Regions from separate parts of the Homo sapiens genome. Here region 1 is linked to region 2. A link is a loop called in an ENCODE intact Hi-C map of the cell type or tissue named here. Cell type or tissue: PC-3. All regions are shown on one strand. Links, peaks and the distances in the headings refer to the core of each region. The heading gives the core; the rest is flanking DNA.

What was found. Peaks named below come from ENCODE experiments on the same cell type or tissue, not always from the same donor. Only the 100,000 strongest peaks of a DNase experiment are listed, where the experiment ranks them.
Region 1: it touches region 2 in a loop (2.0-fold over the local background); 3 of 110 quality-filtered maps call a loop at or near these places.

The regions. Positions count from the first base shown.
Region 1 is chr10:63,349,971-63,365,601 of GRCh38, forward strand. The region is part of intron 2 of JMJD1C (jumonji domain containing 1C); the gene reads right to left. Among named protein-coding and RNA genes, the nearest start is that of MIR1296, 15 kb to the right of the region's middle. RefSeq lists enhancers at 5,037-5,216, 5,527-5,646 and a silencer at 11,099-11,299. In PC-3, for the core only: no CTCF peak of the experiment used is centred there; no DNase peak of the experiment used is centred there.
Region 2 is chr10:63,280,758-63,296,388 of GRCh38, forward strand. All of the region lies in intron 2 of JMJD1C (jumonji domain containing 1C), which reads right to left. Among named protein-coding and RNA genes, the nearest start is that of MIR1296, 84 kb to the right of the region's middle. In PC-3, for the core only: no CTCF peak of the experiment used is centred there; a DNase peak (open chromatin) is centred at 6,424.

The DNA.
Region 1 (15,631 bases), core at 3,517-11,516, 70 kb after region 2:
GCTTGTAACTAAAAAGTAAAGCACTTATTACTTCTATATGACAAGCATCCTACGATGTCATAAAAATTTATACCTATAAAAGAAGACAAAAAGAATAAGATTTTAATATATTATTCACATAAAATGATTTTCTCACTTCTCTATCAATGGAATCTCACAACCAAATACTTTTCTGTAACATCCTTATTACCTCCATTTTGCAGAAAAGGTGACCTGACTCATGAGATAAGTGACTTGTGTGTGGGTTTATTGTTTGTGAGTGGCAGATGTAGGAAAAGCTATTCTCACCCAATATCATTAGATACATACTAAAGGGTTTATGTTTTTTCAGATTTTTAAAATCCTTACCTGATTGATCTATTGTCATGATAATCATACTGCCAATTTTATTGCTGATTAAATACCAACTACTGTTCGAAATAACTTTTTTCATTTTTCAAAGTCAAATAACTTTTGCATAGTAATAGTGCCAAGAAATACTATGAATTCGTTGAAGGATTTTATATAGGTAAACACATTTAAAACTCACAACATTACTATGAAGTTGGTATTATTGTTTTCTCCTTTGTAGAGATATGAAAATAGAATTACAGAGGGAGTTAAGCAGTCACCCATAATTAAACAGCTAGTGAGCTGCAGAACCAACTTTTTTTTTTTTTTTTTTGAGACGGAGTCTCACTCTGTCACCCAGGCTGGAGTGCAGTGGTGCAATCTCAGCTCACTGCAAGCTCTGCCTCCCGGTTTCATGCCATTCTCCTGCCTCAGCCTCCTGAGTAGCTAGGACTACAGGCGCCCGCCACCGTGCCCAGCTAATTTTTTTGTATTTGTTTAGTAGAGACGGGGTTTCACCATGTTAGCCAGGATGGTCTCGATCTCCTGACCTCAAGATCCGCCCACCTTGGCCTCCCAAAGTGCTGGGATTACAGGCGTGAGCCACCGCACCCGGCCCAAAATTTTTATATACATTAAATATTTCTCCCAACTCTGGTGCTGTATTTATGACTAGATATGTAAGCAATCATATTTAATATACATCTATATATATTACATTAACATTTGATATAGATTCTGTTCTTCTCTGAACTGTGCCTTAACAAACAGAAATTTTTCTTTTTTTTTTTTTTTTGAGATGGAGTCTCGCTCTATCACCCAGGCTGGAATGCAGTGGTGAGATCTCGGCCCACTGCAACCTCTGCCTCCCAGGTTCCAGCAATTCTCCTGCCTCAGCCTCCTGAGGAGCTGGGATTACAAGCGCCTGCCACCACGCCCAGCTAATTTTGGTATTTATAGTGGTATTTATATTTGGTATTATTCACAATGTTGGCCAGGCTGGTCTTGAACTCCTGACCTCAGGTGATCCAGCCACCTCGGCCTCCCAAAGTGCTGGGATTAGAGGTGTGAGCCACTGCACCCAGCCTATAACCATTAATACTATAACCAATCATAATCTAACGTGAATAATTCCAATATATGTATTAAATTTGTATAAAACAAGTTTGAGGTCTATTATAATTCCTAGACAACATTAATTTCATTTACTTCAAAACTGGGTCGTATGAAAAAAGCTGGAATGGTATATAGACTTTTCTTCTTTTACCCTGAGAGCATTTGCTGAATGGGGACAAACAAAATCAAGTTTATAGAGCCTTGTGGGGAAACAAAAATAGAACATAAAATCACCCTCTGTTCATGCAAAGAAGACTAACAAGAGACCTACAAAGGGCTAACTACTCATTGGGATAACAGAGTACCAGAAGTAAACCTACCCTAATTCTTTTTACCTTCACAGGTCTGCAAGGAAAGCTAGGTTAGCACCGAGCAAATACGGCTTAAAAAAAAATCCTTGAATGCCGTAACCACAAACCAGTCCCAGTATGAATTCATTCACATCATTTTAGTGATACAAAAAACTTCAAGCTTTCAATTTAATGTAGTCCAAGGCCATCAGTGCCATCTCCCCAGATATACAGCAGACACAACAGCAAATCCTCTCTAGAGAAACCTACCTCCATTCTAGACCTAAATCATTCTCAAAAATCTCCCCTAACCATCTCATCCTAGTAAGGAGGGGCGAGAATAAAAAAATATACACAAGGAAACAAGGTCACATGACTGAGAACCAATGAAGACAGAAAACAAAAAAATTTTAGACATAGGAATTAGCAGATACAGATTAACACAGACTAACTTGAGGTACTTTGTGTTTAACGAAATAAAGGTAAGTTTAGAAATACGTTTAGAAACAAATTAAATGAGCAAGTAAAATTGAAAAAGAACTACACAGAGCTTCTAAAAATAAAAGACTAATAGACATATTTTCAAAAAGCAATGAATTGATAAAAGTTTATTAGATACCAATAAAAAGGATAAGTAAACTGGAAGTCTGGCCAGCCATGGTAGCTCACGCCTGTAATCTCACCCCTTTGGGAGGCCGAGGCAGGTGGATCACTTGAGGCCAGGAGTTAAAAACCAGCATGGCCAAAATGGTGAAACCCCATCTCTACTAAAAATACAAAAATTAGCTGGGCGTGATGACATGCATCTATAATTCCAGCTACTCAGGAGGCTGAGGCATGAGAACCACTTGAACCCAGGAGGTGGAGTTTGCAGTGGGCCAAGATAGAGCCACTGCACTCCAGCTTGGGTGATGGAGTGAGACTCTGTCTCAAAAAAAAAAAAAAAAAAAAAATTTAAACTGGAAGTCAAGTCAGAGGAAATACAGCACAGAGGCAAAGCAATAAAACAGTAAAAATAATATACAGTTGACCGCTGAACAAGAGAGGTTTGAAATGCATAGGTATGCGTAGTTTTTAATAGAACATGGATCAAAAATACAGTGTTCATGGGATGTGAAACCTGTGTATACAGAGGGCTGACTTTTTATGAGTGTGTTCTACGGGGCCAACTTCAGGACTTGAGTATGTGTGGAATTTGGTAAAAGTAGGCTGGTGGTCCTAGAATGCTATTCGGAGTTCCACTAATGGAGGAATGGTATTGTTCACAACACTGAACAAAACCAATCCTGACGACTGTATTCATGGGACATACAGTCTACGAGGAGAGACTGATGGTCATCAAACAACATAAAATATATTACATTTCATGTGTGATAAATGAAGTTAGGAAAATTTATTAAGTACTTTCCTCAATCAAGACCATGGGTGTAGACAGCCCTTTCATGAAGACATAAAGTAATATCTGAACTATGAGTCAAGTTAACTAGGAAAACTTTCTAGGCAGAGAGAACAGTATATGCAATAGAACTAGGCAGAAGAAAATACAGTATTTTTTTGTAAGAACTCAAAGAAACTTACAGCAATAAATTGTGAATAAGATTTGGGAAGGGGTCACGGTAATGATGGTGGTTCATAAGGCTACAAAGGGAAGACCATGCAAGTCTTATAAATGAATATATTTGGTCTATCTACTACTAATGTGAAGATGCTAACAGATTTTATGCAAAGCAGGTGAAACGGTAGATTTTTATTTGGAAATATATTCACAATAATTGACTGCTTCCTTTGGGAACCACAGGTACTTTGGGAATCTTTTTTGTTTTTTGGTTGAGACAGTCTCACTCTATCACCCAGGCTGGAGTGCAGTGGCGTGATCTCGGCTCACTGCAACCTCTTCCTCCCAAGTTCAAGTGATTCTCCTGCCTCAGCCTCCGGAGTAGCTGAGATTACAGGCGCGCACCACCACGCCCAGTTATTTTTAGTAGAGATGGGGTTTAACCATATTGGCCAGGCTGGTCTCGAACTCCTGGCCTCAAGTGATCTGCCCGCCTCAGCCTCCCAAGCGCTGGGATTACAGGTGTGAGCCACCATGCTTGGCCAAGGGAATCCTTGTTTAAATTTATTACTGAGGCTTTTTTTGTCTGTTTGTTTTTGAGATGGAGTCTCGCTTGGTAGCCAGGCTGGAGTGCAGTGGTGCCATCTCAGCTCACTGCAACCTCCGCCTCCCAGGTTCAAGCAATTCTTCTGCCTCAGCCTCCTGGGTAGCTGGAACTACAGGCACACACCACCACACCCAGCTAATTTTTGCATTTTTAGTAAAGACGGGGTTTCACCATGTTGGCCAGGATGGTCTTGATCTGTTGACTTCATGATCTGCCCGCCTTGGCCTCCCAAAGTGCTGGGATTACAGGCATGAGCCACTGCGCCTGGCCCTGAGTTGGTATTTGTATAGTAATCCAGCATTTAACTGCAAAGGTTAAGTACAATATAAATAGTAATCCACAACTTCAACAAATTAAAAAGGTGATCATGAATCAATTGTCCCCACAATTAACAACTCTCTTATCACTAAGAGAAGGGTAGTCACTAGTTTTTAATCTAATGAAATTGTATATTTTTCTTAACCTAAAATTATTCATTTTTATTGTTTGAACATATTGCCTATTTAATTTTTAAGTTTATGAATGTACTGTATTATTTACTGTGTCTAAGTAGCTGAATTTATCTTATTAATCATTTCTTCATTTTAACCAATTTTTCATATTTTTTATTTGTGTAGCTCTCTGGATTTAACAATCTTATCCTTTTTTATTTATTACAACTGAGATGAGCATGCTAAACTTATTTTTACATAAACTTGTATATTTTACTTTTTCTCTAGTTTTAAAAATACCTTTTCTATTTTAATCATCTTTTATATTTACTTTTTTATTATTCAGAGTATTTTCTACCTAAATTTTCTACTGCTTTTTTCTGTTTATATTTATTTTAAAAATTTTAATATATCTGAATTAAAAATAGACAGCAGCTGCGTGTGGTGGCTCATGCCTGTAATCCCAGAACTTTGGGAGGTTGGGGCAGGTGGATTGCTTGAGCTCAGGAATTCAAGAACAGCATGGGCAACATGGTGAGATCCCATATCTACTTTAACAAAAAAAAAAAAAAAAAAAGTCAGGCATGGTGGTGTGCACCTGTGGTCCCAGCTACTTGGGAGGCTGAGGTGGGAGGATCACTGAAGCCTAGGGAGTGGAAGTTGCAGTGAGCCAAGACTGCACTACTGCACTCCAGCCTGGGTGACACAGTGACATCCTGTGTCAGGAAAAGAATAAACAAATAAATAAAGATGGCTTTCAGCACAATGCTGAGTAAGATAGAGATTTTTGTCTTAGAAAAAAAAAAGCAAGTGATTCTCTAATCTCTCTCACTTGTGCTGCCATGTTCCAACTTATCTACTTTTTTTTAAACATTTTGAAATAATCACAGATTCATAAGAAATTGCATTAAAAAACAAAATCAGGGAGGCCCCTGAGGACCCATCACCTGGTTTCAAGATGTTATGCAAAGGTCACATCTTGCATAGTTACAGTATAATTTCAAAACCAAGAAACTGACATTAAGTACAAACCACAAAGCTTATTTCCATTTCACCAGTTTTACATATACTCATTTGTGTGCATATGTGTGCGCATGGCTGTGCAGTTCTATGCAATTTTGTAATGTGCAGATTCATTTAACATCATGACCACAACCATAACAGAGAATTGTTCCATCATCACAAGGATCCCTATTGCCTTCATTTATAAAACTCTTGAAACAGAGCCTAAATTTATTTACATGAGACAGACCAGAAAGCTACTCTTGGAAGAGAAAAAATTGAGCAGTATGTGAAAGAGGGAACAACAGTAAAAAGCTGAGGAGTTGGAAAAGAGAACTTTTCCAGTGACAGCTGTGTGAGAGTTGCTCTTGGTTGGAAAGAAAGATATGCAAAGATGATTTTGTAGAAGTTTTATTCTATGATGTTTTCCCTAGTTACTTATTAAAAAAAAAAAGGTAATGTGTGCTCATGTGCATTTATCTTAGATCATATACAATAATGAGATGGGCGCCCAGTGAGAAAGCAAGCAGGTCCAACTTTATTTGGACTACACAATAATGAGGTTTCAAGGCTAGCTGATTTAAAGCCCAAAGAAACCACAATCGAGCTGAAATAGCAGGCTACTGCATCACTATTTCTCTAAAATAAATTCATCTTGTGTTCCAAAATTACTCATATGTTCTTCAAATAAATTATATTTAAATGAGGACTTCTTGTAGTCCAATGTGAGGAAAAATTAAGCATAAAGACCAATTATATTACATGAAAAATTAAAAGATAGTGTTAGGGTTACACAATCTACATAGCAGCATATGGCAGTGCTACATTACAGTAACAAAAGGGATTGTAAAAGATTTAATCCAGACTCATATGTAACACAACTACCTACATATTACTGACCAATAACTACTTCATCTACTACAAAGTAGAAGACAAACTTTACCTACAAACACAACGTTATGTCTGAATACTAGATATTTTCTGGCATTACTCACTAAAAAGTGGGAGATACAGACACATGAAATACAAATATTTCTAAATCTGTAATGATTTCTTCATCATCAAAGAAAGGACCTCCTTCCTTCACTCTGAAAATGAATTACTTTGAGCTAGTTTACTCCAGACCCTCACTGAAGAACAAAAAAGACCTGAGAAAGCATTCTTTGATTCCTTGAAATCCCTAGTGGACCGGACCCTCAAGGTTAGCACAAGCACCTTCGGGCTTACCAGATTTAGGAGATATTACAATGGTTTGGACTGTTATTTTTCATTGTTCATCCATCTGCCTTTCAACTTTACAATCATAAGATATCAAAATTGCATTTCATTCACAAGGCTGTATATGTATATAAGTTCTCTATTTAGTTTAAAACAACACTTTTGGTAAATATTTATGTTTACCCAGAAAGAAGGAAGCAAAGTGAGGCAGGGAGTAGGAAGGGAAGGCAAGTCTGAGAACATGTAACAATCTGTTAGCTAAGGATACCCCTGGGAAATACAGGAAGAGAAAGAGAGAACATTTTCACTTTTAACTTTATACTATTCACAACTATTCAAACTTCAATATACAGTTGATTCTGACTTTAGCAAGTTAATTAACTACCCTATGCCTGTTTATTCATCTATAAACAAGAATAATAGTGTCTACCTCAAAAGAATAATGTAAAACACTGAGAAAAATATCTGGAACTTGGTATGCCTTCAAAAATGAACTAGTAATAATATATTACTGACATTATATCTTTTTTTTTTTAATGGACTCTCACTCTGTCGCCAGGCTGGAGTGCAGTGGCGCGACCTCAGCTCACCGCAACCTCTGCCTCCTGGGTTCCAGTGATTCTCCTGCCTCAGCCTCCCCAGTAGCTGGGACTATAGATGCGTGCCACCACGCCCATCTATTTTTTCTATTTTTAGTAGAGATGGGATTTCACCATGTTGGCCAGGAATAGTCTCAATCTCTTGACCTCATGGTCACACAAATATATTTTTTCAAATGGTAAATTCAGATGTGTTTGTTTATTTGAGACAGAGTCTCGCTCTGTTGCCCAGGCTGGAGTGCAATGGCACAATACTGGCTCACAGCAACCTACGCCTCCCAGGTTCAAGCGATTCTCCTGACTCAGCTTCCTCAGTAGCTGGGATTACAGGTGTGCGCCACCACACCTGGTTAATTTTTGTATTTTTAGTAGAGACGGGGTTTCACCATGCTGGCCAGGCTAGTCTCGAACTCCCGACCTCAGGTGATCTACCCGCCTCTGCCTCCCAACGTGCTGGGATTACAGGTATGAGCCACCAAGCCCGGCATAAATGTGCTTTAAAAGAGTATCAAAAGATATTTGTATTTATTTTTCATAAAACTCTTCACAATTGCAGTTACCTATTTGTGTCAGACGGCAGAGATTCACAGTATCTACATAATGCTTAGCCAACAGTAAGTATTCAAATATATTTATTGAATGAATGAAATTATCTCCCAACACAGATAGGATGCTGTGTTTAAAATGTCAAAAGACACAGACAGACAGACACACACACACACACACACACACACACACACACACACACAGAGACAAACTCCTTACATAAAAAAGCAAGCACTTTTAGTACCCAAAACAGACTTCCCCTGCCAGCCCCCAAGAACTAAATAAAAAAAAAAAAAACCTCTCAAATTAGAACACATGTAGACGTGGCAACTGTATTTCTGGACAGGAGAAAAATGGAATCAACACCCTTCATATTTAAATGGCTTGCTGTTCTTGGCTGTTTTGAATTACAATAATGAAAAAGTGAAAATCCCAAGTAATTCCAAGTATAACAAAAGAGATGAATAGATATAGGAAATACTTATAATGGAAAGGTCAAGGAATCAAGAAATGATTCCAAACTATCATCTATTTTAGGATACGAAAATTTTTTCACAGATTATAACCAAATAAAACTCACTATGGCTTAAGAAATAGGCAAAACCAGAAAAGTTCTACAACATCATAGAAATCCTGAGAAATCTAAACATTCTGTTAAATTCTAGTAAATGGCAACTAATTGTCATGTTTGGATAAAACAATGAAATATGACATAACAATTTAAGAAATGGGGTAAAAAAAAAAAATCTGAAGATAGATACGGTGGTGTGTACCTGTCGTCCCAGCTACTCACAAGGCAGAGGCCAGGAGTTCTAGTCCAGCCTGGGCAATATAGCAAGATCCTGTCTCTTTAATACGATATAATTAAGATATATCATATATTAGGGTTAGAATAGGGGAAAAACGGAAAAAAGAAAAAATTATGAAAACTCAGTAATATGGTTTTTATTAGGATTTAGATCCTAATAAAATCACAACAAAAACAAGATTTTAAAACAGAAAAAAAGCTGTATAAAAGTTTGAACATATGGCAGTAGAAGAGTGGGGTGGGGTCCCCAGGTAAGTTTCAACGTTAATAGAAGAGAATGCAATACCTCCATAACCCAGGGGCTGTTAAAGGCAGTCTGGAAAGGCGGCCAGTTAAAACTATCTAGTTCAAAATACTACCTTAAGTTCTACAACATACATTCACATTTAAAACAGTTTTGATTAGTAACGATCAGATTGTATCTTGTGGACCCTCCGAAAATGAAGATGACAGAAAATCTAACCATGTTGGACCTTCAAAATAATGACCTCCTTCAATTTCCACCGAAGCATGGTAATTGTGTGAATTTAAGAATATTACTACCAGATAGAAATCCATTTCATATTCTTTGAGCAGCCATACTAATGAAAGGAACACCTGTTATACTAGAATATTTGAGAACCTAAATTCCCATTTAAATTGGAGTTGTTTCATAATCCTAGTAATGTTAATTCTTAGAAAGTAACATTTTGTTTTAGTATCATCTTAGAGATTGCTATTATAATTTCTCACTATTACCTAGCCATTGGTATAACTGGCCTGGGCCATATTCATGGCTACCACCATTTCTACATTCACAACTATTTAACATTTTTCTAAGCTGTTGTGCACATTTATCATGGTAATAACCACATATTATGTTCATACATTTGTTCTGGACGTTTTACAGAGAATTTATCCTACTAACTTTCATTTTCTTAAAACACAGCAGTTTCTTCAAAAGTTAATTTTTGAAAATGTGATCTAATATTTTTATAATGACAAAACATTTTTGTAGAACTGGTTTTATTTCCCTTGTTTCTTTCTGCATTCCACATAATGTGACCAATTTACCTGAATATGACTATCCAATTTCTAACTTCTTATTACATAAAAAATTGAATTTTAATGAATACTTTTCATTACCCATGATAGGAATTTTGTGGTCTCAGTACAAGTTTTAACTTTGTTTTAATCTAGTTGAAATGTTTCTTTTCTAGCTATTGAGTTGGTCGTTTCCTCCTGTTTCATGAAATCATTTTATCAGAGTTACTAATGTCACAGAAATGCTAATCAAAATATAGTTATTGAAGAAAGTACTGAAAGTTGTTATAACTGCTCTTACAATTTAGAATTTAAACTCTTTTTTAAGGATGGCTTGGTATTGTTTCCATATGGTAACCCGGTACTTTTAGATTCAAGAGAATTAAAAAGATTGGATCTGCATATTTTCCTATCAGTCAGTGTAGCATTTAAAAATACCTTTTGTTCCTTAAAAAAAAGGTATGGAAGACCTTATCTTTTCTAAAGATAGCAGACAGAAAACAATAAGGAATACCACAGAGAAATCTTAAAATAGGGAGCAGAATGGCTTGTGTCTGTAATCCCAGCTACTTGAGAGGCTGAGGCAGGAGAATCAATAGAGGCCAACAGTTGAAGACCAGTTTGGGAAACATAGCAAGATCCCCCATCTCTTAAAAAAATTAAAGAAAAAGATTTGCCAGGCATGGTGGTGGTGCATTCTTAGAAGAATGATCCTCTCACCTCAGCCTCCCCAGTAGCCCGCTAAGTCACAGCTACTTGGGAGGCTGAGGTAGAAGCATCACTTGAGCCAAGGAGTTTGAGGTAATAAGGAGCTATAATCATGCCACTGCATTTCAGCCTGAGTGACAGTGAGACCCTGTCTCCGAATAAAAGAAATGAAATCTTAAAATGTACTTTGTTTAAACATGTATTAAGCAGGTATTATATACCTAATCTACTCTGTGGATATGTTTTAATCCAACCTTGTAAGTCTTATTTCCAGCACCTTAATTTTAAAACTTGGCTTGCAATCTTGGTAAGACTAAACTTGCAGTCATGCAGTAATTTCCTAAAAGGATATTTGACAATAGGTATGTTTAATTTAATGAAAATCCAACACAAACATTTTTGTTCATACCAAAATGATTAGAAATCACTAATTAGAATTCTTACCAGATAGGCAGGTAGACAGTTTTTGGATAATGATGGCATGCTTATATTATAAAAAAATTACTGTTAATAAAGATAAATATTACATACCACAAAAGTTACATGTTTCAAATATATTTAAACCTGATTTTAAAAGTATAGTTTCTTTTTTTATTTTTGAGACAGAGTCTCACTCTGTCACCTAGGCTAGAGCACAGTGGTGAGATCTTGGCTCACAGCAACCTCTGCCTCCTGGGATCAAGCGATTCTCCTGCCTCAGCCTCCCAGGTAGCTGGGATTACATGCGTGAGCCACCGAGCCCGGCCTAAAAAGTATAGTTTCCATTAAATACTTTCAATTGTTTTCCATTATCTTCGTCATTACAAATGAACAGTTTCAAATATTAACTTTGGCTGGTAGCTTAAAACTACAATTTTTAAATTTATTTTTGAATAACTAAATTTTCTAATTTTAAACTTAAGTGAGTTATTTTAATGTTTTAAGAAATAAATAACTAGGCCAGGTGCAGTATCTCACATCTGTAATCCCGGCACTTTGGGAGGACAAGCTGGGCACATCACCTGAGGTCAGGAGTTCGAGACCAGCCTGGCCAACATGGCGAAACCCTGTCTCTACTAAAAATACAAAAATTAGCCAGACATGGTGGCGCATGCCCGTAATCCCAGCTACTTGGGAGGCTGAGGCAGAAGAATCATTTGAACCCAGGAGGCGGAGGTTGCAGTGAGCTGAGATTGCGCCATTGCACTCCAGTCTGGACAAAAAGAGCAAGACTCCGTCTCAATAAATAAGTAAGTACATAAACAAATGAACAACTTGATACTTGTATACCTAGAACTTGGTATACATCAAATACTAAAAAGAAAGAAAAGTCAGATAAAAAGCAGAAGTGTCTCTGGGGTTTGACAAATAGTTCAATTGAAAGCAATTAAAATTAAAAATCAGCTTCCTCTCAATTTTATTTACAGCATGTCTTAAGTTAAGGACTCAGTAAGAATAACCTACTCCAGAGGCTGCAGTGAGCTGAGACTGTGCCGCTGGACTCCAGCCTGGGCAACAGAACAATACTGTCTCAACTAAAAAAAAAAAAAAAAAAAAAAAAAAAAGAAAAAGAATATCCTACTCCTCAATTTCATACACTTAAGAAATATGGAAAGCAAAGTCCAAAATTATAGAGCAGAAAAAATTTAAATCTACTTTTAAATGTACTTAATTTTGGAAAACAATTTAAGAGGATATTTAGAATAATGGTTCACTTCCTTTTTTCATGCAACTTCAGAAATACTGGCTTTTTAAAAATCACTAGTTTGGGCCAAGCACAGTGGTTCACACCTGTAATCCCAGCACTTTGGGAGGCCGAGGCGGGTGGATCACCTGAGGTCAGGAGTTCCGAGACCAGCCTGGCCAACATGGCAAAACCCCATTGCTACTAAAAATACAAAAATTGGCCGGGCATAGTGGCACATGTCTGTAATCCCAGCTACTAGGGGTGCTGAGGCAGGAGGATCACTCGAACCTGGGAGGCGGAGGCTACAGTGAGCCAAAATCATGACACTGCACTCCAGCACGCGCAACAGAGTGAGACTGCATCTCTAAAAAAAAAAAAAAAAATCACTAGTTTGAAAGAAGTGTTTACCAATAAAATCAAGAAATTCCTTTTAATTCATAACTAAAGTGTCTTTTATTCATTATCTACTCAACAGCTAATAGTATCAGGTATTCAGCCTCTACTGAATAACTTTAAGTGCACAATTCTTGCCATCAGATAGGCAAAAACTTAGTTGTAAATCACAATAGTTTAAATAGTTCAGTTACACATATATATATTTATTTATATATATATTTATTTATTTTTTAAGACAGGGTCTCACTCTTTTGCCCAAGCTGGGGTGCAGTGGCACAATGACAGCTCACTGCAGCCTTGGCCTCCAAGGCTGAAATGATCCTCCCGCCTCAGCCTCCCAAGTAGCTGGGACTACAGGTGGGCACCACCACACCTGGCTAATTTTTGTATTTTTTAGTACAGGTATGGTTTCACTATGTTACTTGGGCTAGTCTCGAACTCCTGGGCTCAAGCAATCTGCCTGCCTTGGACTCTCAAAATGCTGGGATTACAGGCATGAGCCATCATGCCTGGCCTAGTATATTGTATTTATATATAATTCCTAAAATATGATCAGTGCTTAGAAGACTGAGGATCCCTGACTAAGCATTCATAATTAAGCATGAGGCACTAAAAAGCTATTGAAAAACACTTTGTGAGTGAGAGTGGCTTGGTGAGTATTACTGTAGGGCACTTATTACCAGTATTTATTATTGTTCTTTTCTCAGGGACCTTCACTTTCCCTGAGGTAACAATCCTCTAATCATTTCAGGGGGGACGTAACTGGTTGACATGAAATAAATGGGGCTGAAAGAACCACTTAGAAAAAGGATTTTCATTTAATGCACTTGTCCTATCAGAAATTCTGATGGGCCAAATGTCCTTAAAGCCAGAACCTCTACTGTTCATATTCTTGAGAGAATGTACTGTAAGTGGTGAAGAGGTTAGCTTGCCAACTGTGAGAAGTATGAAGAAAGCACTGGGAGTCTACTTCTCTTCATACAATTCTTTTTTTTTTTTTTTTTTTTTTTCCTGATGGAGTCTCGCTCTGTCGTCCAGGCTGGAGTGCAGCGGTACAATCTTGGCTCACTGCAACCTCTGCCTCCCGGGTTCAAGCAATTCTCTTGCCTCAGCCTCCCGAGTAGCTGGGATTAGAGATGCATGCCGCCATGCCTGGCTAATTTTTTGTTTTTGGTAGAGATGGGGTTTCACAATGTTGCCCAGGCTGGCTGAGAACTCATGAGTTCAGGGAATCCGCCCACCTTGGCCTCCCAAAGTGCTGGGATTACAGGCGTGAGCCACCACGCCTAACCCATACAATTTTTCGATCAATTCCTGCATTATCAGTTCCCACCATCACTTCTACCATGCAAAGCATCTGGGGCTTTGATTTTGAACCTTTCTAAAATCTGCTAGCATTCCCCTCTGATGACATTTAGATTTCAGGTTTTTCTTTTTATGAGACAGGGTCTCACTCTGTCACCCATGCTGGAGTGCAGTGATGGCTCACTGTAATCTCTACTTCCCAGACTCAAGTGATCCTCCCCCTCTGGCCCCAGCCTCTCCCGGGTAGCTGGGACTATAGGTACACGCCACCATGCCTGGCTAATTTTTTTTTTTTTTTTTTTTGAGACAGAGTCTCACTCTGTTGCCCAAGCTGTAGTGCAGTGGCATGATCTCAGCTCACTACAGCCTCCACCTCCCGGGTACAAGCAATTCTCTTGCCTCAGCCTCCTGAGTAGCTGGGATTACAGTAATGCGCCACCATTCTTGGCTAATTTTTGTATATATTTTTTTTTACGTAGAGACTGGGTTTCACCATATTAGCCAGGCTGGTCCTCAACTCCTGACCTTAGGTGATCCGCCCACCTTGGCCTCCCAAAGTGCCGGGATTACAGGTGTGAGCCACTGCGCCCAGACTGTCTGGTTAATTTTTAACTTTTATGTACAGATGAGGACTTACTATGTTGCCCAGGCTGGTCTTCAACTTCTGGGCTCAAGCGGTTCTCCCACCTTGGCCTCCCAAAGTGCTGGGATTGGAGTGGGCAAGGGGTCAAAACAAAAACCTAGTGCTGAGATTACAGGCGTGAAGCCTGGCCCAGTTTTCTTTAATCCTGTTAAATTGGTCACTAATTGACACCCACTCCCTACATTCTAAAAATGTATTTCTATCTTGTGACCATTATCTCTTACTGTTCATCCTTTTTTTGTTGTTGCTATCTTGGTGCGATTTTGGAGGAAGCAAAGATAAGCAGGTTTTTTGTTTGTTTTTTGAGACAGGCTCTCACTCTGTTGTCCAGGCTGGATCACAGCTCACTGCAGCCTCAAACTCTTGGGCTCAAGAAATCCTCCCACCTCAGCCTTCTAAGGAGCTGGGACTACAGGAAGGCACCACTACACCTGGCTAATTTTTTGTATTTTTTGTAGAGATGGGGTTTCACCATATTGCTCAGGCTGGTCTCGAACTCTTGGACTCAAGTGATTTGCCTGCCTCAGCTTCCCTAAGTGCTGGGAGTACAGGCCACCTCACACGTGGCCGAGCACATGTTTTACCAGACAAATTTATCCAAGTCTCACCTAGATCAAACAAAGGGATGAATTACAGGATAATGTGCTAGCTGCTCTCAAATCCCACCATACTACAGCTATAGCAACCTACTTAAAATACAAAATTGATGATTTAATCCAGATAATTTTGGTTCCATGGCTTTCCATTCCCTACAGGAGGAATATTTCCAAAATTCTATTGTAACACAAGACCCTTTATGATTTGATCACCGCTTACTCCACTCCATCACAATTATTCTACCTATGCCAGCTTGGCACAAGACCTTGGGATTTCCCAATCAGGACCTGTTTTCTCATACAACGCCTTCCAACCTTTTTGGATCAGAAAATGCCAATTCAGCATTTAAAATCATAGCAAGCCTCATCCTCCTCTGTATCACTTTTCCTTAGCCAAGCCAGGCACTTCCTCTTCATTTGTCCCATTTTTATAAACTTTTATTCTATAACTGAATGTTTCATTTTCCACTTGTACATCTGTCTCCTTACTCTCTATACCTCCTGAACACAAAAATTTTAGTTTATTCTCATTTATATCTCCAAATCTTAAATTGTCTGATCAGAAGTAAACTAAAATAAAAATTAGGTTGTTTTCCTTTTAAGACTTTTCCTGAAACTAGGTTGATCAAAAAATACAAATGTTTTTCCATGATTATTCTCAGTAAGATTCAGTAATTCAGGCCAGGTGCAGTGGCTCAAGCCTGTAATCTCAGCATTTTGGGAGGCTGAGGCAGGTGGATCACGAGGTCAGGAGTTCAAGATTCAATAATTGGCAAGGTATAAGCTCCACTA
Region 2 (15,631 bases), core at 3,143-11,142:
GTGTATATATAAAGAAGCATAAAATAAGTACTCCTGAATGTTTCATGTATTATTCACATGAACTGGCAGAATTAAAGGTAAAAAGTAACATCTCCCATTTTAAACTTCATAAAGTAAACCAAGTAGGCTGTCCCGCTTGACAGAAATAAAACGACACAAGATGCTTGTGTGGCATGGGATCCATGGGATCCTTTACCTCTTTTTCTTTTTTTTTTTTTGAGACGGAGTCTTGCTGTGTCGCCCAGGATGGAGTGCAGTGGTGCGATGGGATTTCACCGTGTTAGCCAGCATGGTCTTGATCTCCTGACCTCGTGATTCACCGCCTCCGCCTTCCAAAGTGCTGGGATTACAGGCGTGAGCCACCACACCCGGCCTTTTTTTTTTTTTTTTTGAGATGGAGTCTCGCTCGCTCTGTCGCCCACGCTGAAGTGCAGTGGCACGATCTCGGCTCACTGCAACCTCTGCTTCCCAGGTTCAAGCAATTCTCCCGCCTCAGCCTCCCTAGTAGCTGAGATTACAGGCACACGCCACCATGCCCGGCTAATTTTTCTGTTTTTTTTTTTTGTTTGTTTTTTGTTTTTTTAGTAGAGATGGGGTTTCACCATGTCGGCCAGACTGGTTTTGAACTCCTGACCTTGTGATCTGCCCGTCTCGGCCTCCCAAAGTGCTATGATTACAGGCGTGAGCCACTGCGCCTGGCCTTTTTTTTTTTTTTTTTTTTTTTTTTTTTTGAGACGGAGTCTCACTCTGTGGCCCAGGCTGGAGTGTAGTGGTATGATCTCGGCTCACTGCGACCTCTGCCTCCCGGGTTCAAGCGGTTATCCTGCCTCAGCCTCCAGAGTAGCATGGACAATAGGTGCATGCCACCACACTTGGCTAACTTTTTGTATTTTTAGTAGACATGGAGTTTCACCATGTTAGCCAGGATGGTCTCGATCTCCTGACCTCGTGATCTACCACCTCGGCCTTCCAAAGTGCTGGGATTACAGGCATGAGCCACCATGCCCAGCCAATCCTTTACCTCTTGAGGATAAAAATTAAATATAATTCTGTGGGAATAAGAAATATTATACCATTAAATCAACTCAACCATAAAAGCAATGCTTGTGTTAAAATGTTAATACTCATAAAAATCACAGGAGAAACTGAGGTTAACCTAAAATAAAATGTCCTCAATCTTGAGTCCTGTCAAGCACACCATCCTCAAGGAGTAGGACATATACGTTTGCATATGACTGATTTCCTGACCTTTTTTGGTCAAAAGCTAGTAATATGCCTCTTCCAGTTTTTCCTAATCGTTTCATTGTTTGTCCTCTTAGAAACTTGAATAAGACACCTTTTTTGCACTGGTTTTGTTCATTTCCATCTGGCAAACATCTGTTTCTTGTGCAGTATAAGTCAACAAGGCTCTACAATTATTTCCCCATTACCTCCTTGTTTGTTAAAACTGATGATGTCAGCAACAATCTGGAAGCCAAATTTTTCAATGGACAAATGAGATACACAATTTCCATTAAGTATATGATACGATGCAGTATCTATTTTTGCATATTTAGAAGATTAACATTTAGGTGACAATGATCACCTATGTTAAGTAGTATTTAGATTCAAAACATGGTAAAGTAATAACAAAGTAATCCAAGTTTCTACCATATTTCTTTAAGTATTGGTAACTTATGCCGATATTTTGACAGCAGTGAAATATCAAAGTACTGATATGCAACACAGAAAGACTATACTGAAAGAGAGACCTTTTTCACACAATTAAAGATTGGCACTGAAGTGTTTTCTTTCAATTACAAATTACGATTCATTTAAAAGTTCTTCCCTTTCTAGCATGTTAAGGGGTAACAAAGTTATATTTTTAAAATGTACAGGGAAAACAAATATACTAATCTCCTCTCAGGTCAATAAAATTTCGATAACATTTCTTCTTTAAAAGACCTTCCCCACTAAAACTCTAGGTTTTCTTTTTTTGAGACAGAGTCTTGCTCTATCGCCCAGGCTGGAGTGCAGTGGCGCGATCTCGGCTCACTGCAACCGCCGCCTCCCGGGTTCAAGTGATTCTCCTGCCTCAGCCTCCCAAGTAGCTGGGACTACAGGCGCGTGCCACCACGCCTGACTAATTCTTTGTATTTTTAGTAGAGACAGGGTTTTACCGTGTTAGCCAAGATGGCCTCGGTCTCCTGACCTTGTGATCTGCCTGCCTGGGCCTCCCAAAGTTGCTGGGATTACAGATGTGAGCCACAGCGCCCAGCCCTCTAGGTTTTCTTAATTCAGGTCAGTTTCACTGAAGTCCTGTCCCTCTAAAGGAATAAGACAAGAGTCCCAGATCTAACTGGGAAAGAAAAAAGTTAAGGCCCACTAATGATGTCCAAAAGCCTTACAAGTTCATCCCTGTGGAGACAGGAAAATTTCATAGACTCTTCATAAATAATAAAGATTTCTTCCAGAGTTGCAGTTTCCTACAAAGTTTCAGATAGCCTATAAGCAGTCTGAGCAAATAAACTTCTTTGTAGCAGTGTTTTATAGCTTTGGTAACAATTGCCTTTTCTTTGGGGATCTGAAAGCTTCCCTGTATTAGCAACCTGACCACCTGCTTTCTGAGCCTTTTTTTTTTTTTTTTTGAGACCAAGTCTTGCCCTGTTACCCAGGCTGGAGTGCAATGGCATGATCTTGGCTCACTGTGACCTCCGCTTCCCAAGTTTGAACGATTCTCCTGCCTCAGCCTCCCAAGTAGCTGGGATTACAGGCGCCCGCCACCACACCCAGCTAATTTTTTTTATTTTCAGTAGAGATGGGGTTTCACCATGTTGGTCAGGCTGGTCTTGACTCCTGACCTCAAGTGATGCACCCACCTCGGCCTCCCGAAGGGCTGGGATTACAGGCGTGAGCCACTGCACCTGGCCTTTCTGAGCTTTTTAATAGAACCATTCTTCTTCATTTCAGGAATTCTCAGAATCATTCTTCCTGCTTCCTGTCACATTTAGGTTAAACAATATTTTGTTTTAACTTTGTGCTGTATTCTACTTGGCCTTGGAAAAATGTGGGTATACTTAAAAAGTTACATAATTCAGTGTAAAAAACAAAAAAAAACCATTTAAAGTAGTCATGGAAATATGCATTTTTCTACTCTGACAATAAGAAAAGCAAAATGCTACATAGAGAAGCAATTGTTCATGAACTAGGTTTGTCAAGAGTCAACTTAAAATGTCTGTGTACTTTGCTAGGAAAAAGAGAATTTTCTGTTTTCTTTTCTTCTTTTTTTTTTTGTTTTTTGGGAGGGGGGACGGAGTCTCGCTCTGTCACTCAGGTTGGAGTGCAGTGGCGCAATCTTGGCTCACTGCAACCTCTGCCTCCTAGGTTCAAGCTATTCTCTTGCCTCAGCCTCCTGAGTAACAGGGATACAGGCGCGCACCAACACGCCTGGCTAATTTTTTGTATTTTTAGTAGATATGGGGTTTCACCATGTTGAGCAGGCTGGTCTAGAACTCCTGACCTCAAGTGAACCATCCACCTCATCTTACCAAAGTGCTGGGATTACAGGAGTGAGCCACCCACACCTGACCTGGAGTTTCCTTTATCCTTCTTTTACAGTGGTGAATTAGATTGAGCTTTGTTATGCTTCATTATGTTTATTACTGTCATTCATTCTGAAGAATCCTGAAAGCCTGATGCTGAAGGCTGAGAGTGGTGTTAACCAAGGCCTAGAACCAGTGGTTCTCAAAGGATAACCCTCAACCAGCAGCATCTGCAGAAACACCAACCCTTCATTAACTTCATCCATAGGTTCTTGGGAATAACTTATAATGAAACCAAAACCACAGTCTGATATAAACAAGAGTTAAGTTCCTATGGCATGTTTCTGGTGACAAAAACATCATTAAACTTCGAAATAAGGACTCAAAGCACATTCAATATTTAACATTGAAATAAATGTAAGCTATACATACATTTAAGAAAGATTAATAAAAACAAGCTAATTATTTACCCAATTATTACAGTTCAGAGTTGTGAGTGGCCAGAGCTTATCCTAGAAGCTCACCATTCAAGGCCAGAACCAATCGTGCACAAGATGCCATTCCCTGGCAGGGAAGATTCACACACACACACACACACACACACACACACACACACACACACACACACATTCTCTCTACTCGCTGTCTCTCACACATACACGCCACACATACACACACAATTTACACAAGCAAATTAAATTAGCTTGCACATCTTTGGGATTTGGGAGGAAACCAGGATATCCTGAGCAAACCCACGCAGACATGGAAATAAAGTGCAAACTCCTCACGGACAGTGACCCTACAAGCACCACTGTCACAACCAGTTTGTGACCAAACTGGGCCTACACCATTGATAACAAAATGTCGAGTTATCTCATAGGTATAATGGAGCCCCAAACTGCAAGTCATGTAGCACGCACGACAGAAAAAGCATTAATGACTTAACAACACCTGGAACCAATAATTCCTCTCCTCAGAACCCAGACTGGGACAGGAGCAGAACCTGAATGTCAGAACCTCTTTTGGAAGTGAGGGGTCCATTGGCCGGAAAAGATACAGGGCTAAAATTGGCCTCAACATAACTTACCGTAAATGGCAAAATTTGAAGCCCTCCAATCAGACCCTGCTAAGCCAACATTTCTAAATCCCTTCCCTTGCCCTCTGAGTCCATAAACTTGCCGCAGATCCCAAATCAGAAAGATTTGAGTCTGACTCTTGTCTCCTTCCTAGCCAGTTTTGCCATAAGCCTTTCTTTACTGCCCGGGCAGAGTGGCTGAAGCCTCCAATCCCAGCACTTTGGGAAGCAATCACTTGAGCCCAGAAGTTCAAGACCAGCCTGGGCAACCTGGGGAGATCCCATTTCTACAAAAAATATAAAAATTAGCTGGGTGTGGTGGTGTGTGCCTCTAGTCCCAGCTACTCAGGAGGCTGAGTTGGGAGAATCACCTGAGCCCAGGAGTTTGAGGCTGCAGTGAGCTATGATCACACCACTGCACTCGAGACTGGGCAACACTGTGGGACCCTGTCTCAGAAACAAACAAACGAACAAACAAAACAAAAAAACCTTTCTTTTCTAAAAAGCCAATGCCATAGTTATTGGTTTTCTGTGCACACTGGACAGCAAGCCCATTTGCTTGAGAGCAGCCCCAGCTAGGAATCTATACTTTTTATCATCAATGAAATAACAAAATGACATCATTCAAGGACCTGTTGTAATTAACAATGCATATTCCTGTGCTCCAAACCAGATTTACTGAAATCAGAAATTCTAGAAGTGGGGTCCAGCAATCTGTGCTTTAACAAATTCTTAGGTCATTCTGATACACTATCAAGTTTGAGAATTAGTGGCTTCTAGCAACTGTTCTTAACATTTTGATTTTCGAATCAAAGACCCTTTTAAGAATCTGACGAAAGCTGTAGCTCCAAAAGAAACATGAGACACACACTATTTTGCTCCACAATTTCAGAATTTTCAAGATCACCTGGAGAACATTCTAAGAATACACATATCTAAGCCTTACTCTGTAACTTACACTGAGGGTGGGTCCCAGGAATCCTTAGGTTTAAAAAGCTCTCTGGGTTAGTTCTGAGGTTCAATCACCTTTAGGAACCGTTGCTTCAGCCATTGCGACCGTGAACACGGTTAAGAACACCTGGCCTAGAGTGAATATATCTCAGAGCAGAGCACCTCAGTCCAGAACTTAGACCTTTTCTTAACAGATCAGTTTCCTGGTCACTTTGCTCACTCAACATCCTACTTTCTCAGGAACCACAGGACCTTTAAATAATTTACCAAGAGCTTACATTGGAAAGCTGCCCATCCTCAGTATGTAGCTCTTTGAACCACATAGAGGCCCTTTAAACTTTACCCAATTATACACACCAGGTTTTCAAATACGAAAAATCTAGGGCTAGTAAGAGAATAAGCTCTTTGGTATTTTGCAGAAGATATTTATTTAAAGGTATTCTGGCTTCCTAAAAATATCAAGCAGCTAAATCAGCACCCTGGGAAAGTGGTAATGCTGCCTCCCCAGAATACACAGAAACAGAACGTAAGTAAAAATAGTAAACAGAATAACCTCAAAAGTAGTTTCTTCTTGATGCTTAAAAAAGATGAAGATTCAATCATTGTTGATCTCAACTTTCTATGCATACTAAGAGGAACAAAGAAAAAGTGCCTCAAAAGAAGACACGAGAAACCAGAAGTAAAGTTAATCATTCAACAAAAAATTTATCAGCCCTGGCAACATAGGGAGATCTTGTCTCTACAAAAATTACAAAAATTAGCTGGGCATGGTGGCGCACACCTGTGGTTCCATCTACTTAAGAGGCTAAGTATGTTGCAATACATACAAACCCCACGCCCACAGGTACATATTAGTATAATATGTGGTAAAACCAGCTTGGCAGCTTTTGATGCAAAAAAGGATTAGGAAGTTTTATTCATTCAACAAATATTCATTGGAACATTTAAAGTGTATTAAGCACTGTCTCAGAGATTTTGGGTGATGCAAAGATGAAGCTAAACAGAAACTCAGTAGGAGACAACACTGTTCTGTGGTATGAAGGTTAAAGCTGTCGTTCCACGTATGTGAAGTACCAGTCTCAATACATTGATATCATTTGAAATGAAAATTAAAGACATACCATTCAGAAAGACATTAGAAACATTAGAAAACAAACAAACAAAACAAAGACATTAGAAACATAAGAAAATAAAGCCAAGTGATACGGATAGTGAAGGTCTATCTAGAATCGTTATGTTATGAATGGCTAAAAGAAATAGAAATGTTTAGTCTAAAACCTTCATTATACTTTAATATACACGAAAAATTTCATATATCTTATTCTAGAGCAGAGGATCTCATCCTGAGTTTTCTTAGAAAGCATTTAAGGAGTCTTAGAATACCCTGTAATTATTTGCAAATATTTATAAATATGTGTTCTTTTCCCCTTAAAAGATTAGATTTTCTTTTTCTTTTTTTTTTGAGACAGAGTCTCGCTCTGTTGCGCAAGCTGGAGTGCAATGGTACGGTCTTGGCTCCTTGCAACCTCCACTTCTGGGTTCAAGTGATTCTCCTGCCTCGGCCTCTCAAGTAGCTGGGATTACAGACACCTGTACCACACCTGGCTAATTTTTGTGTTTTCAGTAGAGACGGAGTTTTGCCATGTTGACCAGGCTGGCCTCAATCTCCTGACCTCGTGATCCACCAGCCTCAGCCTCCCAAAGAGCTGCGATTACAGGTGTGAGCCACTGCGCCCAGCTAAATTTTTAAATTTTTTGTAGAGACAGGTTCTCATTTTGTTGCCCAGGCTAATACTGAATTTTCTATCCATGTTTCATTGCAGAGGCAGAACCCACAGACACAGAGGGCCAACTGTATGTACTGAAAAAAAATCCCTGTATAAGTAGATCTATGCAGTTCAAACCTGTATTGTTCAAGAGTCAACTGTACTTGGAATCATATACTATGTAGCCTTTTCAGATTGGCTTCTCTCACTTAGTAAAATGCATTTTTCTCCATGTCTTTTCATAGCTTAATAGCACATTTCTTTTTAGCAGTGGGTAATATTTCAATGTCTGAATGTACCACAGCTTATTTACATATTCACATACTGAAGGACATCTTTGATGCTTCCAAGTTTTAGCAATTATGAATAAAGCTCCTATAAAAAAATCCATGTTTAGGTTTTGGGGTAGATGTGTTTTCAACTCATTTGGGTAAACACCAAGGAATGACTGCTGTATCTTATGGTCTAATCTGTTCATGTCTTTTGCCCATTTTTACGTCAGGTTGTTCATGCTCTTATTGTTGAGTTTTAAGAATTGGTATATTTCAAGGGCTGAATACAGTGGCTCACACCCGTAATCCCAGCACTTTGGGAGGCCAAGGTGTTTGAGACCAGCCTGGCCAACATGGCAAAACCCCATCTCTACTAAAAATAAAAAATTAACTGGACATGGTGGCACATGCCTGTAATCCCAGCTACTTGGGAGGCTGAGGCATAAGAATTGCTTGAACCCGGGAGGCAGAGGTTGCAGTGAGCCAAGATCGCACCACTGCATTCCAGCCTGGGCGACAAAGTGACACTGTCTCATAATAATAATACAATAATAATAATAATAATAATAATAATAATAATAATAATGATAATAATCTGTATATTTTATTTAAGTCTTTTTTCTTAATCCGACATGTCTTTTACAAAGACTTTCTTTACGTTTGCTTTCTCATTCTTTTAATATCCTTAGTTCTTGCAATAAATTGATTTAATAATTCTAGAATCCCAGTATTTTAATATGGGTTATGGGTCTTTTCGTTGCCTGGCCTCTGGGAGACTTTGCCAGTTAGTACACATGGATAATACCATTAAATTAGGGTAGTTTTCTACACAACACTAGTAAAGATCACCTCAGCTATAAAAAATCCAGAACTAGTGAAATTTAAATCATTGTACTTCTACTCAGTTCATTCTTTTCATAGTCATGTAACAAGACTTTCATTTGGTTTATGTGTATACAAATTTAATAAGAGAAACATAAACATTTTTTCTCTTAGAGGACTGGTAAGTTACTTTCTAATGATTCATTTTGCTAGGCACATGATAAAAACTACTTGTGATCTGAAATGAATGAAATAAAAAAATGTAAATTTGTGGATGGAAATATCAACTAAAACAGCAAAAAATAACTTAAACACCTTTGGGAGTATTTGTTTTTTCTAGCAGTGGCAGCAGTGATTTAGCTTATAAATTAAAGTTTCAAGAGCAGTGACTTGCTTTTCATGAATAGTGACAAGCTCTACTTGATTGTTTGCATGTAGTTTAAATTTATGTATTTACAAGTTAAATCCTGTTAAATAAAGCGCCAAGAAAATTTACAAATACCTTAATGCTAAAATAAACAGTATTGTAATCCATATTACTTAAAGTTTCTGGATTACTGGTTGAATCTCATAATTTTTTTAAAACACAGTTTTCAGTGCAGTAGTATATACTATAACAAGATTTTACATAAATATTAGATCACAGATGCCACAAATACTTCTAAATTATGGCATTTTAGAAAGGTCATTCATTATTCAAAAACCTGATTACAGGCAAAAATTCCAAGATGACTGTACCCATGTTACTTATAAAATTTAAATATATAATAAAAGAGTATGAAAATCACAGAAGTTAAAAAAATTTAAAGGAAAGATTAATGAAAGGTGAACAAAATCAAATATTACAATACAGCCTACATCAAATAAGCAATAATAAACAGGACAATTCTTTGAAAATATATAAATTACATGACTGTTTTGGAAAGCACCAAAAGAAGTTTGGGTCAAAATAACCCAAACTTTTATAACTGAAAAAAACAAACCTTAAAGGAAGGTCTAAACTTTTATAACTGAGAAAAGAATCTTAAAGAAAGGTCTAAAAGGCATATATTAGACTTCTAGGGAACTCTGTATATTTCCGAAACTTCTGAAAACACTGAAAAACATTTAAAAGTAAATGGTGGCCAGGCGCGGTGGCTCACACCTATAATTCCAGCACTTTGGGAGGGTAAGGCGGGAGGATCACCTGAGATCAGGAGTTCGAATCCAGCCTGGCCAGCATGGTGAAACCCCGTCCCTATTAAAAATTAGTCAGGCGTGGTGGCGGATGCCTGTAAACCCAGCTACTCAGGAGGCTGAGGCACGAGAATCGCTTGAACCCAGGAGGCGGAGGTTGCAGTGAGCCAAGATCGCACCACTGCACTCCAGCCTGGGCGACAGAGCAAGACTCTGTCTCAAAAATAAATAAATAAAAGTAGATGGTAAAAAGCTTCTGAAGCGATAATATAGGGAAAAGCTACACTGGCAAGACACAAACAAAATAATCCAATAGGACTTTTTTATGTCTAATGTCTATGATTACTCTGAGGTACTTATTTATGGAAAGAGATTAAAATACACACTGTAGCAAAATGCTTGCAATTTTGCTATTACTATAAGTTCATGATATTCAGGATTGGAATTCATGTCACAATAATGAAGAGGACTGGCTGTAGAAATTTAAATTTCTTCATGAAGAAAGTAACGACAAGCTAAAAAAAATCAGTATGAAATCTTTATTTTTTTAAGATAGCAAATATTGAGAAAAAATATTAAGTATATTAGTTGTTTCAAAACATGTCCAAACACTCATAGATATTTAGTAAGAAAAATCTGATTGCAATTACAACTACTTTGTTTCTTTTTAAGAAACAGGGCTTGGGCTGGGCGCAGTGGCTCACATTTCTAATCCCAGCACTTTGAGAGGCCGAGGTGGGCGGATCACGAGGTTAGGAGTTCAAGACCAGCCTGGCTAACACGGTGAAACTCTCTCTCTACTAACAATACAAAAAAAATTAGCTAGGCATGGTGGCACATGCCTATAATCCCAGCTACTTGGGAGGCTGAGGCAGGAGAATCGCTTGAACCCGGGAGGCAGAGGTTGCAGTGAGCTGAGATAGCGCCATTGCACTCCAGCCTGGGAAAAAAGAGTGAAAGTCTGTCTCAGAAAAAAAAAAAAAAAAAAAAAAAGGGCTGGGCGAGGTGGCTCACGCTTGTAATCCCAACACTTTGGGAGGCCAAGGTGGGCGGATCACAAGGTCACGAGATCAAGACCATCCTGGCCAACATGTAAAACCCCGTCTCTACTAAAAATACAAAAAATTAGCCAGGTGTGGTGGCAGGCGACTGTAATCCCAGCTACTTGGGAGGCTGACGCAGGAGAATCGCTTGAACCCGCGAGGCAGAGGTTGCAGTGAGCCGAGATCATGCCACTGCACTACAGCCTGGGCAAAAAGAGTGAAACTCCATCTAAAAAAAAAAAAAAACCGGAAAGAAACGGCTTTGCTAAGTTGCCCAGGCTAGAGTGCAGTGACTATTCACAGGCATGATCACAGTGCACTATGGCCTCAAACTCTTGCCTCAGCCTCCAGAGTAGCTGGGACTACAAGCATATGCCACTGTGCCCAGCTGGAATTACAATTTTGCAATGCTTTTGCTATCCTAGTCTCTATAATAAAGCTGGGTTTACAACTAATCTTTTATTTTAATCTGTCTCTTCATTTCTTTGGGTGGGGGAGGTTGACTGGAAATGGAAAATAAACTATGTATAGACATGAGAAATGTGTGTGTGCATGTCTGTGTGTGTTGTATGTGTGTGTGTATTTGAGACAGGGTCCCACTCTGTTGCCTAGGCTGGAGTGTCATGGCACGATCACAGCTCACTACATTATCAGCCTCTTGGACTCAAGCAATCCTCCCACCTTAGCCTCCTGAATAGCTGGGAACTATAGGCACACGCCACCATATCTGACTAATTTTTTTTAGTTTCTGTAGAGACAGATTTTTTTTTTTTTTTTTTTGCCTAGGCTGGTCTTGAACTCCTGGTCTCAAGTGATTCTCCCACCTCAGCTTCCCATAGTGCTGGGATTACAGATGTGAGCCACTATGCTGGGCCCTAAATTTATATTTCTATTCTGCATTTTAATTTCACTCCCACAGGCTTGTTTTAAAGAATTTTACTAAAATGGCTGGGTGCAGTGGCTCATGCCTGAAATCCCAACACTTTGGGGGGCCAAGGTGGGCAACTGCTTGAGGCCAGGAGTTCAAGACCAGCGTGGCCAACATGGCGAAACCCCGTCTCTAGTAAAAATACAAAAATTAGCTACACATGGTGTTGCATGCCTATAGTCCTAGCTATTCAGGAGGCTGGGGTGGGAGAATTGCTTGAACCCGGGAAGCAGAGGTTGCAACGAGCCGAGATCACGCCACTGCACTCCACCCTGGATGACAGAGCAAGACTCTGTCTCAAAAAAATAAAAATAAAACAGGACAATCATCACATCATACTAATGTTTACAAACATTCTAAAGCCAAATCCACTTCGTCCATAGTCCCTCTTTATTAACAGGATGATATAAAGTCACCTACCATTCTTAATGTCTTCCTTAAAACCACTTCCGGCTGGGTGTGGTGGCTCACGCCTGTAATCCCAGCACTTTGGGAGGCTGAAGTGGGCGGATCGCCTGAGGTCAGGAGTTAGAGACCAGCCTGGCCAACATGGTGAAACCCCTCTCTACAAAAAATACAAAACTTAGCTGGGCGTGGTGGTGCTTGCCTGTAATCCCAGCTACTTGAGAAGCTGAGGCAGGAAAATCACTTGAACTCAGGAGGCAGAGGTTGCAGTGAGCCGAGATCATGCCACTGCACTCCAGCCTAGGCGAGAGTGAGACTTCCTCTCAAAATAAACAAACAAACAAAACAAACAAACCATTGCCTACAACCAACCTAGCCAAGTATTTTCCCCAGGAAGATTACACATTCTAATCCCCATTATCAGAAATAATCACTTCTACTGTTGTTATTCTAGCATCAGTCTCAAAGAATAAATGACTTCCTCGACCTTTTCTTGGTTTGGTGGTCTCAATGCCACCAAACCTTAACTGAAATAAACCATGGTCACTCCATTTTATATTCATCCTTCTTGCCAGCAAATAAACCAACAAATACCTAGAGATAAGTAGTGTGTAGAACCAAACAAATCTTTCTGCTCTCACAGAGCTTTTATTCCAAGAATATATCACTACCTTCCTAGCCATATTCTGATGATCAGACCTCTCCTACTTCTTTTACTTACCACTTACATTCACTGCTACCATTCTCTCAGGTCCATCAAATAAAATATAAATATGTAATATTTGTTTTTCCTTCTTTATCAAAAATACACAATCAACACACTCATTGTCATAAAATAGGGCCTGAAGATAAAATCTTCAGGTCATCCTACTTTTATAATCACATGTGATCTAGCTGTCTAATTCTGCATTCCTTTGAAACTCCTCTCTCAAAGTAATGGCCCAATTATTGATAAATTCAGTCCTCCACCCTCCTCAACACAGAGGCATTCGTATTAATGATAACCTATAAGAGGCTTATTTCTCCTTTGACTTTGAAAATACCATATTCTGATGCTTTCCCTATTTCTCTAATTTTTTTTTTCAATCTTCCCAGATGGCTCCACTTCTTCACAACCCTTAAATGTGGATGTGGCTCAAGATTAAGCCAATCACTTTGAACTCCAACTGATCAACTTATGGCTCTAAGTATTATCTATATGCAGTAAACTGTCACATCTAGGTCCTTTTTCTGACCTTTCCCATGTACTAATTCAGTTCTTTTTAATTTAATTGCCCTTCTTGCATTTAATCTAACTCTTCCAACTGATCCTAAAAGACAAATTTAACTAAATCATTCCCTATTCAAAGCACTTTATTACTACATTTTGCAAGATATCCTAATCATCTTCACCTTGCAGATGAACTCTTCAGCAATTCAACCCTTTCTGCTTTCCAGATTCATAGTTCACTATGGTCATTTTCGTAATTATGCGTATCTCACATCCTTAAACGTCCTCTGTTCTTTTACATTTATTCTCGTCTAATTTAGCTCAAGATGTTTCCCTTTATCTGTTCAGTTCAATCTTTTTTTTTTTTTTAATTTTTTGAGACAGAGTCTCACTCTGTTGCCAAGCTGAAGTGCAGTGGTATCATCTCGGCTCACTGTAACCTCCGCCTCCAGGGTTCAAGCAAATTCTCCTGCCTCGGCCTCCTGAGTAGCTGGGACTACAGGTGTGTGCCGCCACACCCAGCTAATTTTTGTATTTTTGGTAGACACGGGGTTTCACCATGCTGGCCAGGATGGTCTCCATCTCTTGACCTCGTGATCCGCCCGCCTTGGCCTCCCAAAGTGCTGGGATTACAGGCCTGAGCCACTGCACCCTGGTCAATCTTTCCAAGGCCTAGTTCAAACATAGCCTTGTCTATGAATTAATTTCTGTATCTCATCACTCAAAATTAATCCTTTCCTGCTTTATATACCCACTGCTATCTGTTTGGACTTCTACTACCACACAGTAAAAATAGTTTTAACTTGTTATTTATGCATGTATCTGTCTCCACAAAACTTTGGAGTTCTAGGAAGACAAAGATTTCTTCAATTTTGTTTTTGTATTTTCCATAGTATCTAAAAACAAAGGCTATCATTAAATATTTTTAAAGAAGTTCTAAAATTGAGGGTCATTAAGGAAAACACTTTCCACCAGCTCCTAGGAAGTTAATTTTAAAAGGCATTATTGAAAATGTAGAACTAAATTGTTGCAGCCAGTCTACAGTTTTTTATGAGGAAATTATGTAAGAAGAGCCACAACCATCTTAGGTCATCAAATTTAAAAAACAGCAATTAGAAGATAAAGATTCTTTCTGAAGTAGTTAAAAAAAAAAGGAATAGCATTTAGATTTTTTGTTTTGAGTGAGGATCTCTCCGTGTCGTTGGGGCTGGAGTACAGTGGCTTGATCATGGCTCAGTCTCACTGCAGGTGTGAACTCCTCAGATCAAGTGATCCTCCTGCCTTAGCCTCCCTGAGTATCTCAGAACACAGACATGTGCCACTGTGCCCAACTAATTTTTTTTTTTTTTTTGGTAGAGACAGGGTCTCACTCAGGTTGGTTCTGAACTCCTGGCCTGAAGTGATACTCCTGCCTCAGCCTCCTAAAGTGCTCGGCCACCCAAAGTCACAGGTGTGAGCCACCATGCCTAGCCTGCATTTAGAATTCTGAGGGCAACCATAAGTATTAACTGAAAATGTTAAGAAATTACAATTAGTGTTTCAAGCCTATGAGTTCTGTCTTCATTGGCTGCTTTCTTGCTATGATTCTATATAGGCTCACCAGAGAACCTGCTGATCAAGAAAGGGGTCTCTCTCAAGAAGCATTAACTAGATTTTGAATTGTTTTATGAGCAAGTTTCATTTCAAACAGAAAAAGGTACAATTTATTTCCAAATTGTTAGAGACAAAATTTTTTCAACAGTTTAGTCAAGAAAAATCTGGTAGGTACAATTGATTCTTGTTATGCATGGTAGTTACGCTCTGTAAAGCCCCTTTAAACAATGAATTAGTAAATACTGAGCTACTGTTCTTAAGGAAAATACAAGGTAGGCTCCAATGAGCCCCTTGTCACATTTTTGTTAACTGTATTTATCCACAAACATGTTTCATGTGTGTTTCTGCTTAACCACACTATATATATGTATATATATATACATGAATACGTGTATGTATATACATGTACATGTGTATACATATATATATATACACGTATATGTGTGTGTGTGTGTGTGTGTGTGTGTGTGTGTGTGTGTGTGTGTATATATATATTTTTTTTTTTTTCTTAGATGGAGTTTCACTCTTGTTGCCCAGGCTGGAGTGCAATGGCACAATCTTGGCTCACTGCAACCTCCGCCTCCCAGGTTCAAATGATTCTCCTGCCTCAGCCTCCCAAGCTGGGATTACAGGCATGCACCACCACGCCCAGCTAATTTTTTGTATTTTTAGTAGAGACAGGTCTTCACCATGTTGGCCAGGCTGGTCTCAAACTCCTGACCTCAGGTGATCCACCCGTCTCAGCCTCCCAAAGTGCTGGGATTACAGGCATGAGACACCATGCCTGGCTATCTTGTTGATTCATTAATATTGAGATCACGAACAGCAGCACTATTAACTCATGCCTAAATGAAACTTGTCTAACACAT